2 separate regions of the Homo sapiens genome follow, and region 2 is linked to region 1. Evidence: chromatin contacts called from ENCODE Hi-C or POLR2A ChIA-PET data. All regions are on one chromosome and are shown on one strand. The core of a region is the stretch at or near the end of the contact, and the rest is flanking DNA. Distances in the headings are between cores, read along the strand shown. Region 1 holds the start of NPRL3 (NPR3 like, GATOR1 complex subunit). Region 2 has its middle 15 kb from the start of POLR3K.

Region 1 (7,704 bases), core at 336-2,835:
ACATGCCCTGTAGCCCCAGCTACTTGGGAGGCTGAGGCAGGAGAATCCCTTGAGCCCGGGAGGTGGAGGCTGCAGTGAGCCGAGATCACGCCACTCAACTCCAGCCTGGGCGACAGAGTGAGACTCCGTCTCAAAAAATAAATAAAATAAAAACAAAAACTGAACATTCATGATGATGAAAAATCAAAAGTAACCTACATGCCGTCCACAGGGGAAGGCAGCAGCCTGCAGCCAAGGGTGAGGTTGATCCCTGCTTGCAAAGGCAGACGGAGCTCCAAGGCCGACTATGGGAAAAGGGCGCCACAGAACAATTCGTGCGATGAAAAACCTCACGCGACGTTCCCTTTTCCTGTGGATAGATCTGCATCTATGCACAGGGCAGACAACTCCCAACACGGCCAGGGGTGATCCCTGTGCTTGCTAGAACTGGGGGTGGCAAAGACAACTTCAGATGTTCACGTAACTTTTTTTTTTTTTTTTGAGACGGAGTCTTGCTCTGTTGCCCAGGCTGGAATCCAGTGGCGCGATCTCGGTTCACTGAAACCTCCGCCTCCCGGGTTCAAGCAATTCTCCTGCCTCAGCCTCCCAAGTAGCTAGGATTATGGGCACGCACCACCACGCTCGGCTAATTTGTTTTTTTTTATTTTTATTTTTTCAGTAGAGACAGAGTTTCAACCATGTTGGCCAGGCTGGTCTCGAACTCCTGACCTCAGGTGATCCACCCGCCTCGGCCTCCCAAAGTGCTGGGATTACCGCCACCGGCCTTGTTCGTGTAATTTTGTATTTTCTCATGATGAATACATCCCAAACTCATTTTATTTTATTTTACTTTATTTTTTAAAGGCTGGAGACTGATGAAATGTCAGCAGTAGTTGCTTTGGTGTGGTGAACAATGCATGATTTTAATTTTTTTTTTCCTTTTTCTACTTTTCAAATACTCTACAACGAGCAGATCTCGAATGCCCAGCAAAAGCTAAGCTCCGCGAGGCGGCCCTGGAATGAGGCGACCCCGGAATGAGGCGGCCCCCGCGAGCGCCAGGCCCCCGCCCAGCGCTCACTTACTTGTCTGGGACGCCGGGTGCTCCTGGCTTCTCTGGAAGGGGTACCTGAACAGCAGCTTATTGCCCCTGCTCCCCGAGCTCACCAGAATCACGCTGATGGGGCTGGTGTTGTCCCGCATCCCGCCGTGGGGCCGGGGCCGGGGGCGGAGGGGGCCAGAGGAGGACGGAGCCGGAGGCGGAGGGGGCCTGAGGAGGACGGAGCCGGAGGCGGAGGGGGCCTGAGGAGGACGAGGCGGGGACGCAGGGGGCCTGAGGAGGGCAGGGGTGGAGGCGGAGGGGGCCTGAGGAGGGCAGGGGTGGAGGCGGAGGGGGCCTGAGGAGGGCAGGGGTGGAGGCGGAGGGGGCCTGAGGAGGGCAGGGGTGGAGGCGGAGGGGGCCTGAGTAGGGCAGGGGTGGAGGCGGAGGGGGCCTGAGGAGGGCAGGGGTGGAGGCGGAGGGGGCCTGAGGAGGACAGGGGTGGTGGTGGACGCGGAGCAGCGCCACAGTTACCAACCCACGTGCCACGCTCCGGGCTCGCGAGACTTCGGCGACACCGTCCGGAGGAGGTGCTAAGGCGGCGGCCGGGAGAACGGCGCAGGCGCAGGCGCAGGCGCAGGCAGCGGAATGCGCAGGCGCGGGGCCTTCTGGAAGCCACCGAGTTCCGCGGTGCTGTCTGGAGCCGTACGGTTCGCGTTTGGGGCACAGGGGCCCCTCTTGCTGGTGCGGATGGGAAAGGCGCGGGGTCGAGTCAGCGTCCCTCTCGATGTTGGTTTCTTCGTTTTACAAATAACACTTGGGCGGGGCGCGGTGGCTCACGCCTGTAATCCCAGCATTTTGGGAGGCCGAGGCGGGCGGATCACGAGGTCAGGAGATCGAGACCATCCTAGCTAACATAGTGAAACCCCATCTCTACTAAAAATTAGAAGAAATTATCCGGGCGTGGTGGCAGGCGCCCGTAATCCTAGAGGAGAATCGCTTGAACCCGGGAGGCGGAGGTTGCATTGAGCCAAGATCACGCCATTGCACTCCACCCTGGGCGACAGAGCGACGAGACCCCGTATCAAAAAAAAAAAAAAGAAAGAAAGAAAGAAAAAAGAAAAAAAAAAGGCCGGGCGCGGTGGCTCACGCCTGTAATCCCAGCACTTTGGGAGGCCGAGGCGGGTGAATCACGAGGTCAGGAGTTCGAGACCATCCTGGCCAACATGGTGAAACCCCGTCTCTACAAAAAAAAAAAAAAAAATTAGCCGGGCGTGGTGGCGGGCGCCTGTAATCCCAGCTACTCGGGAGGCTGAGACAGGAAAATCGCTTGAACCCGGGAGGCGGAGCTTGCGGTGAGCCGAGATTGCGCCACTGCACTACAGCCTAGGCGACAGAGCGAGACTCCGTCTCAAAAAAAAAAAAAAAAAAAAAAAACACTTGGAAGCCGACAGGAGATCTTTGAGACCTTGGGCGAGGCAGTGACACTAAAGGCAGGAGCGACTACAGAAGAATAAATTAAACTTCATCAGATTAAAAACTTTACTGCGGCCGGGCGCGGTGGCTCACGCCTGAAATCCCAGCACTTTGGGAGGCCGAGGTGGGCAGATCATGAGATCAGGAGATCTAGACCATCCTGGCCAACATGGTAAAACCCCGTCTCTCTACTAAAAATACAAAAATTAGCTGGGTTTGGCGGCGCCTGCTTCTAATCCCAGCTACTCGGGAGGCTGAGGCAGGAGAATCGCTTGAAGCCGGGAGGCGGAGGTTGCAGTGAGCCGAGATCGTGCCACTGAACTCTGGCCTGGCGACAGAGCGAGACTCCATCTCAAAACAAAACAAAAACTTCGGTGCTTTAAAGGACACCATCAAGAAAATTAAAAGTCCACCCACAGAACGGGAGAAAATATTTGTAAGTTACATATCTGATAAGGGAATTGTATCTAGAATGGAGGAAACTTACAACTCAACAATAAAAAGACAATTGAAAAATGCACAAAGGATATGAATATTTTTCCAGTGCATTATGCAAATGGCCAATAAGCACCAGAAGATGCTCAGCTCAACTGGTAGAGGCTTACGCCTGTGACCCCAGCGCTGAGAGGCCAGGAACTCCAGACCAGCCTGGGCAAAACAGAAATTAAAAATGCTCAACATTATTAGGCATTAGGGAGATGCAAATCAAAACTACAAATAGATGCCACATCACACCTCCTACGATGGCTGTAATCAAAAAGACAAGCGTCAGCAGGGGTGTGGAGAAACGGGAATCTCTCTCCTGCTGGTGGGAATGTAAGAGGCTACACTCGCTATGGAAAACAGGCTGGCAGTTCCTGAAAGGTTAGAGTTAACACAACACTCGGCAAATCCCCCTTTTAGATATATAGCCAAGAGAAATGAAAGCATATGTCCACACAAAAACATGTGTGTTCTTAGTAATATTATTCATAATAGCCCAAAGTGGAAGCAATCCTAGGGTATATCAATTGATGAATGGGTGAATATGGTATAGTTTGTTTAAGGGAATACTATTCAGCCATAAAAAGGAATGAAGTACGGCACATGAATCCATCTTGAAGACACACTAATATATGATTCCATTTATATAAGATGCCCAGAATAGGCAAATCCATAGAGACAGAATGATTAGTGGCTGCCTAGGGCTTCCAGGGGGTCAGGGGAAATATGGAGCGATTCATGGGTTTTTTGAAGGGGAGTGATGAAAATGTTCTAACGTTGACTGTGGTAATGGTTGGACAGCTCTGAGAACGCGAATACACTAAAAGACATGGAAGTGCCGGGCGCAGTGGCTCATGCCTGTAATCCCAGCGCTTTGGGAGGCCAAGGCAGGCGGATCGCGAGGTCAGGAGATCGAGACCATCCTGGCTAAGACAGTGAAACCCCGTGTCTACTAAAAATACAAAAAATTAGCTGGACATGGTGCGGGCGCCTGTAGTCCCAGATACTCAGGAGGCTGAGGCAGGAGAATGGTGTGAACCCGGGAGGCGGAGCTTGCAGTGAGCCAAGATCGCACCATTGCACTCCAGCCTGGGCGACAGAGCGAGACTCCATCTCAAAAACAAAAAAAAGATATGGAAGTGTACACTTGAAGTGGATAAGCTTTATGGTATGCAAATTGGTATGGTATGGTAAATTATATCTCAATGAAGTTGTTTTTTAAAAAATCACCCCACCTACCCTATCCCAGGCTTCCCCAGGAGGTAACTAAAGGTAATGAGCTTCTTTGGCTGCTTCCAGAACTTTCCCAAGCACATCAAATGCATCAGAACCTAACCACTTGACTGAGGGATGAGCATTTTCACTGTTGCAAGTAACCCTCTTGCACCAACACTGACACTAATGTGTATTTTGCAGAACAAATTTGTGGATTGGCCTCACCAGGGTGAAGGGTACGTGCATTTGAAATGGCTCAACAGTACCAACAGGTGCGTTTTCTTGCACAGGGCTGCATAACATTTTTTTTTTTTTTTTGAGACAGAGTCTCGCTCTATCACCCAGGCTGGAGGGCAGTGGCACAATCTCAGTTCACTGCAAGCTCCACCTACCAGGTTCACATCATTCTCCTGCCTCAGCCTCCCAAGTAGCTGGGACTACAGGTGCCCGCCACCACACCAGGCTAATTTTTTTTTTTTTTTTGAGATGGAGTCTTGCTCTGTCGCCCAGGCTGGAGTGCAGTGGCACGATCTCAGCTCACTGCAAGCTCCACCTCCCAGGTTCACACCATTCTCCTGCCTCAGCCTCCCCAGTAGCTGAGACTACAGGCGCCCGCCACCACGTCCGGCTAATTTTTTTGTATTTTTAGTAGAGACGGGGTTTCACCGCGTTAGCCAGGATGGTCTCGATCTCCTGACCTCTTGATCCACCCGCCTCGGCCTCTCAAAGTGCTGGGATTACAGGCGTGAGCCACCGTGCCCGGCCTGCATAACATTTTTTTTTTTCCTGAAATTCCCAGAAAGGAAAATGGTGTCTTGTTCTATGTTGCATTTCTTTGATTGAGAGGGAGAGCTGCATCACTTAATTATTTGCAGAGAATTGCTTTTCTTGTTTTCTTTACAGGTGGTCTGTTCTTGGATGGTCTGGCTGTGTTCTTTCTGAGGAATACATAACCTCTGCTACACATTTTGCAAGGCTTTATCCCCGTTGTCCATGTTTTGATTTTATGTATAATCAAAAGGTTTGTGAGTTCTCCCGCACTTCCCAGGAGTGCCTCTGGGATGGAAATGAGACTGCAGGAGCAGGGCTTGAGGCTGGAGGGGTGAGATGGGACAGATGGGGGTGGGGGAACCCAGGGCAGTGGCCGGTGGTGGTAATGGAGGCCTCCTCACAGGGACCCTCACAGCGACCATGCGAATGGAGCAGGACTGTGACTCAGGTCTCGCTCTTCTGACCTAATCGTGCTGCTGCCCCAATGGGCAGAACCTTGGGGCTCCAGACTGGACATCTCTGGGCTCAAAGGATCCCACTGTTCCCCCGGTTACCCTCTCAGGGTTGGCCTCCTGCCAGTAACCCTGGCACTCATTGTTCATTCTTCTGACTATCGTCAGTCATAATGAGAGCTCGAACTGGTGAAAGTGCAGGGAGCTCACCATGACCCCAGCCCACAGAGGTCCTGGGTGCGTCCCTGCCCTCGAAGCAGCACTCTGGATCCCAGCGCCACCCTCATGTCCATGTTTGCACCTCATTGGCTGTGACAGAAATGAGACATCATTGTCACACGCTGGCCTGAGGGTCAGTGGGCCTTGCTTTGGACCTCAGTTTCCCCACCAGTAACAGGGTTCAGAGCAGATGGTCCCTGAGTGAGTCCCAGCTCTAAGTTCTCCCAGGGTCTCCTGGACAATGAAGCACCAGGGCCAACCTCCATTTGCTACAGGGGACATCCTCAGGCTCTTCTCTGCTAAGACCCCACACCTCCAAGTCTCCTCATTTTACCTTTAAATAGCTGTTTCATGACCTGCTTTTTTGACGGTAAGTAGATTTTTGGAAACTGAAACCCCTGACCCTTCCTCCCAGCCTGGGCCTGCCCTTGGCAGGATAGGAGGCCTTATCGGTCCTGCCACTTGGTCTGGGCCTCAAAGGGCCACCGCCATCTGCAGGAGGGCCGGGTGGGGTTCACAGACGCTATCTGGGACTTGCCTGGACACCTCCACCTTCTCAGCTGAGTGTTGCTGCCCCACCAGGGAGAACCACTCACACACAGTAGTAATAGAAATAATTTAAAATTCATGCTGCAAGTTCCTGAGCGCCCTCCCAACACTGAGGTGGGGGCTAGTCTAATCCCCATCCTAGAGGTGAAAACAGTGAAACTAGGACTCACAAGGCAAATTAGCCTGTTCAGGGTCACCGAGGGTCCACTCTCATGGGAGAGTTTGCAGATGCCCAATCCGGCATTCTGCTGAGTGTCCAGTGGCTTGTAAGTGGCCAGACACCCTTTGAGCTCAGCCTCAGCTGCTCAGGCACAGAACGTGCCTGGAGCTTGGAATTCAGGCCAGAAACCACCAGTGGACACCAGCATTCCACACTCACTGCACAGGCTGGGGCTCAAACCAAGGCCCAGGGACAGGAAGGGACAAGCCCCAGCCCCAGCCGGACTCCCAGCCCACACAAACCATCAGGGCTTGTTTCCTGCTCCATGGAAGCCTCAGACATGTTTCATAACCTCCTGGAGCCTCCGTTTCCTTATCTTTCCAATGTAATGATGCCCATGTGCAGTGGCTCACGCCTGTAATCCCAAGCACTTTAGGAGGCCGAGGTGGGTGGATCACTGGAGCTCAGGAGTTTGAGGCCAGCCTGGGCAACATGGCAAAACGCCATCTCTACTAAAAACACAAATATTACCCAGGCATAGTGGCACATGCCTATAGTCCCAGCTACTCAGGAGGCTGAGGTGGGAGGATCACCTGAGCTTGGGAAGTTGAGCCTGCAGTGAGCCAAGATTGTCACACTGCACTCTAGCCTGGAGGACAGAGTAAGAAGACCCTGTAACAAAACAAAACATAACAAAACAAACAAACAAAAAACCCAACTAATGACAATAAAATAAACCCTCCCTCACAGGGTGGTTGTGAGGATAAAGCACCCAGAATGAAGAGTGTTGCTGCCATGTGCAGAACTTAGAAAGTGCTCAACAGATGCCAGCCAAACAGACATGGACTCCCCTCAACACAGTCAACCCAAGGTTGACTGTCACCAAACGCAAAAGACCACACTGTAAAGCTTTTAGAAATGTGGTCTAGTGGCCGGGCACTGTGGCTCATGCCTGTAATCTCAGCACTTTGGAAGGCTGAGGCGGGCGGATCACAGGGTCAGGAGTTCGAGACCAGCCTGACCACCTGACCAACGTGGTAAAACCCCGTCTCTACTAAAGATTCAAAAAATTAGCCGGGTGTAGTGCTACGTGCCTGTAATCCCAGCTGCTCGGGAGGCTGAGGCAGGAGAATCGCTTGAACCCAGGAGGCGGAGGTACAGTGAGCTGAGATCGCGCCATTGCACTCCAGCCTGGGAGACAGAGAGAGACTCCGTCTCAAAAAAAAAAAAAAAAAAAAAGTTAGCCGGGTGGTAGTGGCATGTACCTGTAATCCCAGCTACTTGGGAGGCTGAGGTAGGAGAATCGCTTGAGCCTGGGAGGTAGAGGGTTGCGGTGAGCCAAGATGGCGCCACTGCACTCCAA
Region 2 (6,500 bases), core at 2,416-4,915, 100 kb before region 1:
CCCTCCCAGGGGCCAAGCCTGCCCCCAGCCCTGGATCTCACTTGGCTGGGACTGAGAACACTCACTGGGCCTCAGGGGTCACAGGCTGCAGGGCCCTGCTCCCAGCCCCCAGGCAGCCAGGATGTTCTTGCCAAAGGGCCCTGCCCCAGGCCTATAGCCGCTGCTCACCGTGTCTCCAGGGCAGGTACTCCGGGTCCACCAGGCTGACCTGCTCCCTCCCAGACACGCATTTGGAAAGTGATGATGCAACTGTCGGACGGCAGGAGCACTGCCTCGGGCGGCAGCACGACGGTGCACTCACTGCCTCGCAAGGTGCACTTACGTGTGCCACCAGGAGCCTGGTTGCTGGAAAGGGCATGTGTCAGCACCACGGGGCTGCTACACTATCCTGGCATATCTGCTGCCATCCTGGGGACCTCACCCTCATCCCTGTCCAGGTGGGCATGGCCCTCCAAGGTCACCTGGTGAAGAGGAGCCCGGGGCTGGAGCCCTGTCCCAGCTCTGGGGCAGACCAGTGGCAATCGATCCTGAGAATGTTGTTGGTGAGGCAGGTGGAGGTTCCAGCCCTTGGCCCTGGAGACAGTGACGGTCGGGAGCCCACAGTGAGTGCTCGAGGGCAGAGCTGAGTTGGGGGGTTGCGGGGGGATCTGACAGCTGACACCCTAGCAGGGCAGTCACCAGTGAATGATCCCAGAATCTGTCCAAGAAAGCACTGAGAGGCCTGGGAAGTGATGGGCTCTGACCCGTGGTACACAGGCAAGTCAGACCCAGAGAGGCGTCAAGAGGGTGAAGGAAGGGAGACTAAGGTCTGTCCAGGGACTGAAGATAGGGAGGTAAAGGAAGCAAGAATAGAGACTGAGGTCCAGGCTGAACCCTAGAGGACATGCCCCAGCACAGTTTGGGCCAAACCTTTCCCTAGGGTCTCAACATCGGACAAACCAGTCCCCCAAACATGCCCTAGTTCTCCACACACCTCATACAGACACTAGTGCCCAGCCCTCACCTCGTCCATCCCCCGAGACAGAGACTCCCGAGCAGACACAGGTGCAGACGCAGGTGCAGGCCAGGAGCCAGGTGCCCATGTCTTGCCTCAGGGCCTCACTCTCCAAGGTCCAGCCTGCAAGGGGCTGGGCTGAGGGCCTGTGCGAGCCATCCCTCTCTGGAGGGGTGCTCCCCATGAATTGCTCCCCAGCGGAGTGCTCAGCGGGTCTCCATCTGCACTCACACAGTGTCCTGTGAAAGACGCTGGGCACCACTGCCCAGGGTTTACTGATAAGGAACTGAAGCTCAGAAAGGCCGATTGACCCAGCTGCAGACTCGTGGCTGCAGGGTGTCAGATGCACCCTCAAACTTTGATCCGGACTCTGACTTAGCCAGGTCTCCACGTCCACCAAGAAGGCTCCTCTCTAGGACGGGCACCCTCTGCCAGCCCATGCCCTGTCCCTGGGCCCAGGCCCCATTCTGCAGGAGGGGTCAGGATTGGGGGAACCAGTCACTCCTTACAACCACCACAGGTGCATTTTCAATGAAAATTCTCACAACAGCGCTGTAAGGAAGAAGCACTGTCCCCGTTCACAGGCTGAGTCCCAAGGAGTGAAGCAGGGAAAATGACTTGCCCAGGGTCACACAGATGGCCTCTATGCATTCTTTTTTTCTTCTCTCTCTCTTTCTTTTTTTCTTCTCTGTCTCTCTCTTTTTTTTTTTTTTTTTTGAGACGGAGCTCCCTCTGTTGCCCAGGCTGGAGGCTGGAGTGCAGTGGCGTGATCTCGGCTCACTGCAACCTCCGACTCCTGGGTTCAGGTGATTCTTCTGCCTCAGCCTCTCAAGTAGTTGGGATTACAGGTGCACACTGCCACCCAGTTAATTTTTTTTGTATTTTTAGTAGAGACGGTTTCACCGTGTTGGCCAGGCTGGTCTCAAACCCGTGACCTCAAGTGATCCACCAGCCTCGGCCTCCCAAAGTCCTGGGATTACAGGAGTGAGCCACCATGCCTAGCCTCTATGCCTTCTCTCTCCCTTTTGTCTTAAATAAAGACCCATCCCAGGATTCTGCCCCAGGAAGGTGGACGAAAGTGGCAGTGGGGTATCGATGCAACAGACAGCACTTCCAGAGCTCTGTTGTACCCCTGTTCCAAGATGCCTCCAAGCGAGAGTACACCAGAAGGGCAAAGCCCTCTATGCTGGAGTGTTAGGCCTGAGCCCCAAGATTCCTGGGGTAGCCAGAGGCTGGCTGGAGATGAGGGGCTGGGTGTCAGGAAGCTCTTGAGTGTGGGAAGGCTACTGACGCCCTATCACCCTATTTGCAGCTCCAGATGATACACCAATAGCTTCTAAGCAGGAAGCAGGGCCAGCCTGGTTACACAAGACTGACTAGTGTTAAGGAGGAGAACAAAAACAGACATACACACAGACTACAGCATGCACGCCTTGTTTTTTCTTTTTTTTTGAGACAGAGGCTAGAGTGCAGTGGCACGATCTCGGCTCACTGCAAACTCTGCCTCCTGGGTTCCAGTGATTCTCCTGCCTCAGCCTCCTGAGTAGCTGGGATTACAGGTGCGCACCACCACTCCCAGCTAATTTTTGTATTTTTAGTAGAGACAGGGTTTCACCATGTTGGTCAGGCTGGTCTTGAACTCCTGACCTCATGATCCGCCCGCCTCAGTCTCCCACAGTGCTGGGATTACAGGCATGAGCCACCATGCCTGGCCCAGCATGCATGCTCTTAAGGAACTCACACACTCTCAACAGGCAGTAGGCACTACTCTAACCCCACTCCTGCAGCCTACCCAGGTACCCACAGGACAGTCCCCTGTTAAGACTGATGATCGGGAAGACTCACCCTTCCCTAGAATGGAGCGTGCAGTCTGGCACCACCGGCCACAACATGAAACACCGTGGCAAGTTCTCTGCAGCAACGTCTGTCCCTTCTTGCAGCAGCTACTGGAAAGGTGGGAATGGGGAAGACAGTCAGCCTGCTCTTGGGATATCTGAGGGCGGGGTTGGAGTGACCACCAGGACCTGGGGAAGCACAGGCACAACAGCCACAGCTGAGAGCTGACCCAGGCCCCAGGATGGCCGACCGCTGCCCCAGCAGTGGAGAAACACCCACGTCGGTGTAGAATCAGGCCAGGCCAGCCACAGGCTAACCCAGGAGCAGACGGCTTGAGAGCAGGGAGTGGGGCGGCTCCAAGCTCAGCAGTCCTCATTTCTAGAAAGGGAGAGGGGATGGTAGGGCAAGACCCACATGTGACACCTGAGAGCTACAAAGGAGGAGCCCAGGACACTCCCTAGGGGAGCATTAGAGTGTTGGGTATAGCGACAAGGGGGTATGGCCATCTGAGGGGAAGGTCTCTGCTTTTCCTCTGCACTGAAAACTCACAGCTGCACCTGGTAAGCTGAGCAGGGCAGGGTTACCACCCTCCTACAGATAAGGAGACTGAGGCTCAGAGACCTAGGACCTGCCCAATACCTGGCTCCTGACACCTCTGTTCTTGGCACATTCCCATCAGCTTCTACACAAGCCTGTGAACTTCCCGAGGGCAGTGCCTGCGAGGCACCACTCAGCACATGCCCCAGCAGAAGGCACCACAGTGCTTTACAAATAGGGTGGAGCTACAGGCAGATCTACCTTCCCCCATCCTTGACCACAGGACCAGGAAGTCAGGGCAGGTGCACACACCCCCACCCACATGCTCCGTGCTCCTCTGTGTCACCAGGGAGGCCTCACCACAGCTCAGACACCAGGTCACAGGACAGTTGTGAGAGCAAGAGGGGAAGCCAGTGTCTGCCACCTGGGAAAGAGCTGCCCCGACACCCCCAGTCCTGCTAGGGAGCCTGGCTGACATCACTGCCCAGGACACCCTCTCCTGCACTGGGTCTGTGGACATAGCCTCCAGCCCATGGTCACTCTGGGCCCTTCTTAGAGCCTCACCTGTTCCATGGCCTCAGCATCAAGGCCTGGCCCAGATGACCACTGGGCCTCACGGCCTGCCTGCCCTGGTTCCCTGGGCCACTGTGAAGCTGTGCGCTGCCCTGCAGCTAGACCCCTCCCTCAGACCACAGGCTCTGCCACACCCACGGGAGGGTCTTCAGGCAAGCTCAGCCATTCACCCTCCCTTAGCTGGGCAGGGTGGCCCACGCCTATAGTCCCAGCTCCTTGGGAGGCTGAGGTGGGAGGATCTCCTGAGCCCGGCAATTTCAGGTTGTGGTGAGTCGTTATTGCGCCACTTTACTCCAACCTAGGTGACAGTGAAACCCTGTCTCAAAAAAAAAAAAAAACAACTGCAGCAAGAATATTCCCAAAGATGAGACACTAATGCAGCAAAAAAGGAAGTGTAAATATGTGTTAAAACTGGCGGCGGTAAAAGCATGTGTGGGGCAGGAAAAAGCTTAGGTGGACAAATGTACGAAGCTTATGAAAACATAAAGTGCTTAAAGTGTATGGTTTTCACTCCATCATCATTATTATTATTATTATTATTATCATTATTATTATTGAGACGGAGTCTCACTCTGTCACCCAGGCTGGAGTGCAATGACACGATCTCAGCTCACTGCAACCTCTGCCTTCCAGGTTCCAGTGATTCTCCTACCTCAGCCTCCAGAATAGCTGGGATTACAAGCTGTGCCACCATGCCCAGCATGAGCCACTGCACCCAGATTAATTTTTGTATTTTTAGTAAAGATGAGGTTTCGCCGTGTTCGCCAGGCTGGTCTCGAACCCCTGACCTGAGGTGATCCGCCAACCTCAGCCTCAAAGTGCTAGGATTACAGGCGTGAGCCACTGTGCCTGACTTCACTGCATTATTCAACAGCAAGAACTCTGTGGGAAATATCTGAATCCATTATCAGTGGTGAATCTATTGACTCTATCAGTGGTGTCAATGGTATACTTCATTTGCTCTCCTGGATGTAACCAGCATTCACAGATGCACATTTGCAATTGATTTCAATGACAGGGAACACTAACTTTGAACCCCAATGAAGCAAAATGGCATCCACTCTTCTCAGTAATAGACCCACATTACAAAAATTAAACTCAATTATTATGTTTTGAATTTTGTCTATAATCACATTCTGAGGTTAAATTCAAAAAAATTAAATAAAAAGTATAAAATAAAAAAAATTGCCTATAAAAAACATATGGAAGTTACCAGCCTGGGCAACATGGCAAAGCCCTGTCTCTACAAAAAAATATATATAAAAATTAGGCCAGACGCAGTGGCTCATGCCTTTAACCCTAGCACTTTGGGAGGCTGAGGTGGGCGGATCACTTGAAGTCAGGAGTTCAAGCCCCGCTTGACCAGTATGGAGAAACCCCGTCTCTACTAAACATACAAAATAAGCCAGGCATGGTAGCACATGCCTGGAATCCCAGCTACTCAGGAGGCTGAGGCAGGAGAATAGCTTGAACCCGGGAGGCAGAGGTTGCAGTGAGCCGAGATCATGACATTGCACTCCACCCTGGGCAACAAGAGCAAAACTCCATCTCAAAAATAATAATAATAATAAATAATAATAATAATAATAATAACAACAAGCTGGGCATGGTGCGCACCTGTAGTTCCAGCCACTCGGGAGGCTGAGGTGGGAGGATCGCTTGAGCCCAGGAGGTCCAGGCTGCAGTGAGCTGGGATTGCGTTGGAACAGGAATTAAAAGAAATTAAAGAATGTGTAAGCAGAAACTCAGTTGTATGTAAGAAAACCCAGTTCCCCTGAGAAAGAGAAAGAGCTGGAGTCCTTTAAAAATTGACTGCCTGTTTTTCCGTGGCTAGTGAGCCTTATCTCTCCTCCTTTCCCAGGCATCGTGAAGACCCTGCTTCTCTAGCCGTGCAGCTGCAAGGTCACTAGACAGATAAACTCAAGTCGCAAAACATGTTTTTCTTTGAAAAGTGAGAAATGATGTAATGCATGTCTCAATTAATTAAATAACTACCTTCGTTTCTCACTTCTGTAATATGCTTCTCCCTGCACAGATCTCCCACCACCCCACAAAATACTTAAAAGGTAACTCTTTGCTCAGGGCTCAGTCCTTTGGATGTTAATCCGACTGGGCTGGTGCTCCTAAATAATAAATATCCTCCTCAACCCCATCAGTCTCTCTGATTCCTTATCAATCCCGAAACATTTCTGGGGGTTCATCCGGGATTGGAGACGACAGATTTACTTTCTCCTTTGCCTGCGGCACTAGAGCCCCAGGGCCAGGGGAGACCCAGCATCCAAGGTGCACCACGGGGGAGCTTCACCCGGATAGAAGCCGGCACTCCCCACGTCCCGGCGCCCTGTCCGGCAGCGCAACGGAACCAGGGATGGGGCTGTAGGATGATACCAGCACTTCGGGAACCATGGTAAGGAGTAAGGTAAGTAAGCAGACAAGGACCAAGGCAGGAAAGCCTGTCCCACAGGGATGAATGCGAGCTTGATCACCTCCCAGGGACCAACCACTAATCCAACCCAGAGCAGCTGGGGGCGGCAGGAGTGGCCTGCCAATTTGGATGAAC

The links. A loop is a pair of places that touch in the nucleus more often than their neighbours do. ChIA-PET counts read pairs that join two places held with the same protein, here RNA polymerase II (POLR2A). Pooled maps may share reads with other maps.
Region 2: a pooled map shows a loop between it and region 1 (2.8-fold over the local background). The contact joins the enhancer-like site here to the promoter of NPRL3 in region 1. A Hi-C loop is called at or near these places in 2 of 50 pooled maps. POLR2A ChIA-PET finds 5 or more read pairs at or near these places in 4 of 52 experiments (Panc1, activated T-cell, activated naive CD8-positive, alpha-beta T cell and 1 more).

Annotation. Positions count from the first base shown.
Region 1 is chr16:137,088-144,791 of GRCh38, forward strand. It overlaps NPRL3 (NPR3 like, GATOR1 complex subunit), which reads right to left and starts at 1,586. Exons shown (of 14, transcript NM_001077350.3): 1 at 1,555-1,586; 2 at 1,063-1,247. The coding sequence starts at 1,180. RefSeq lists a silencer at 1,016-1,245, an enhancer at 1,466-1,515 and a cis regulatory region at 5,868-6,386.
Region 2 is chr16:35,371-41,870 of GRCh38, forward strand. It overlaps the pseudogene IL9RP3. Among named protein-coding and RNA genes, the nearest start is that of POLR3K, 15 kb to the right of the region's middle. RefSeq lists enhancers at 100-179, 3,270-3,817, 3,818-4,364. Within about 2 kb of position 3,666, at least 7 of the 41 ENCODE cell types and tissues checked have a DNase peak (open chromatin) inside an H3K27ac peak, as active enhancers do.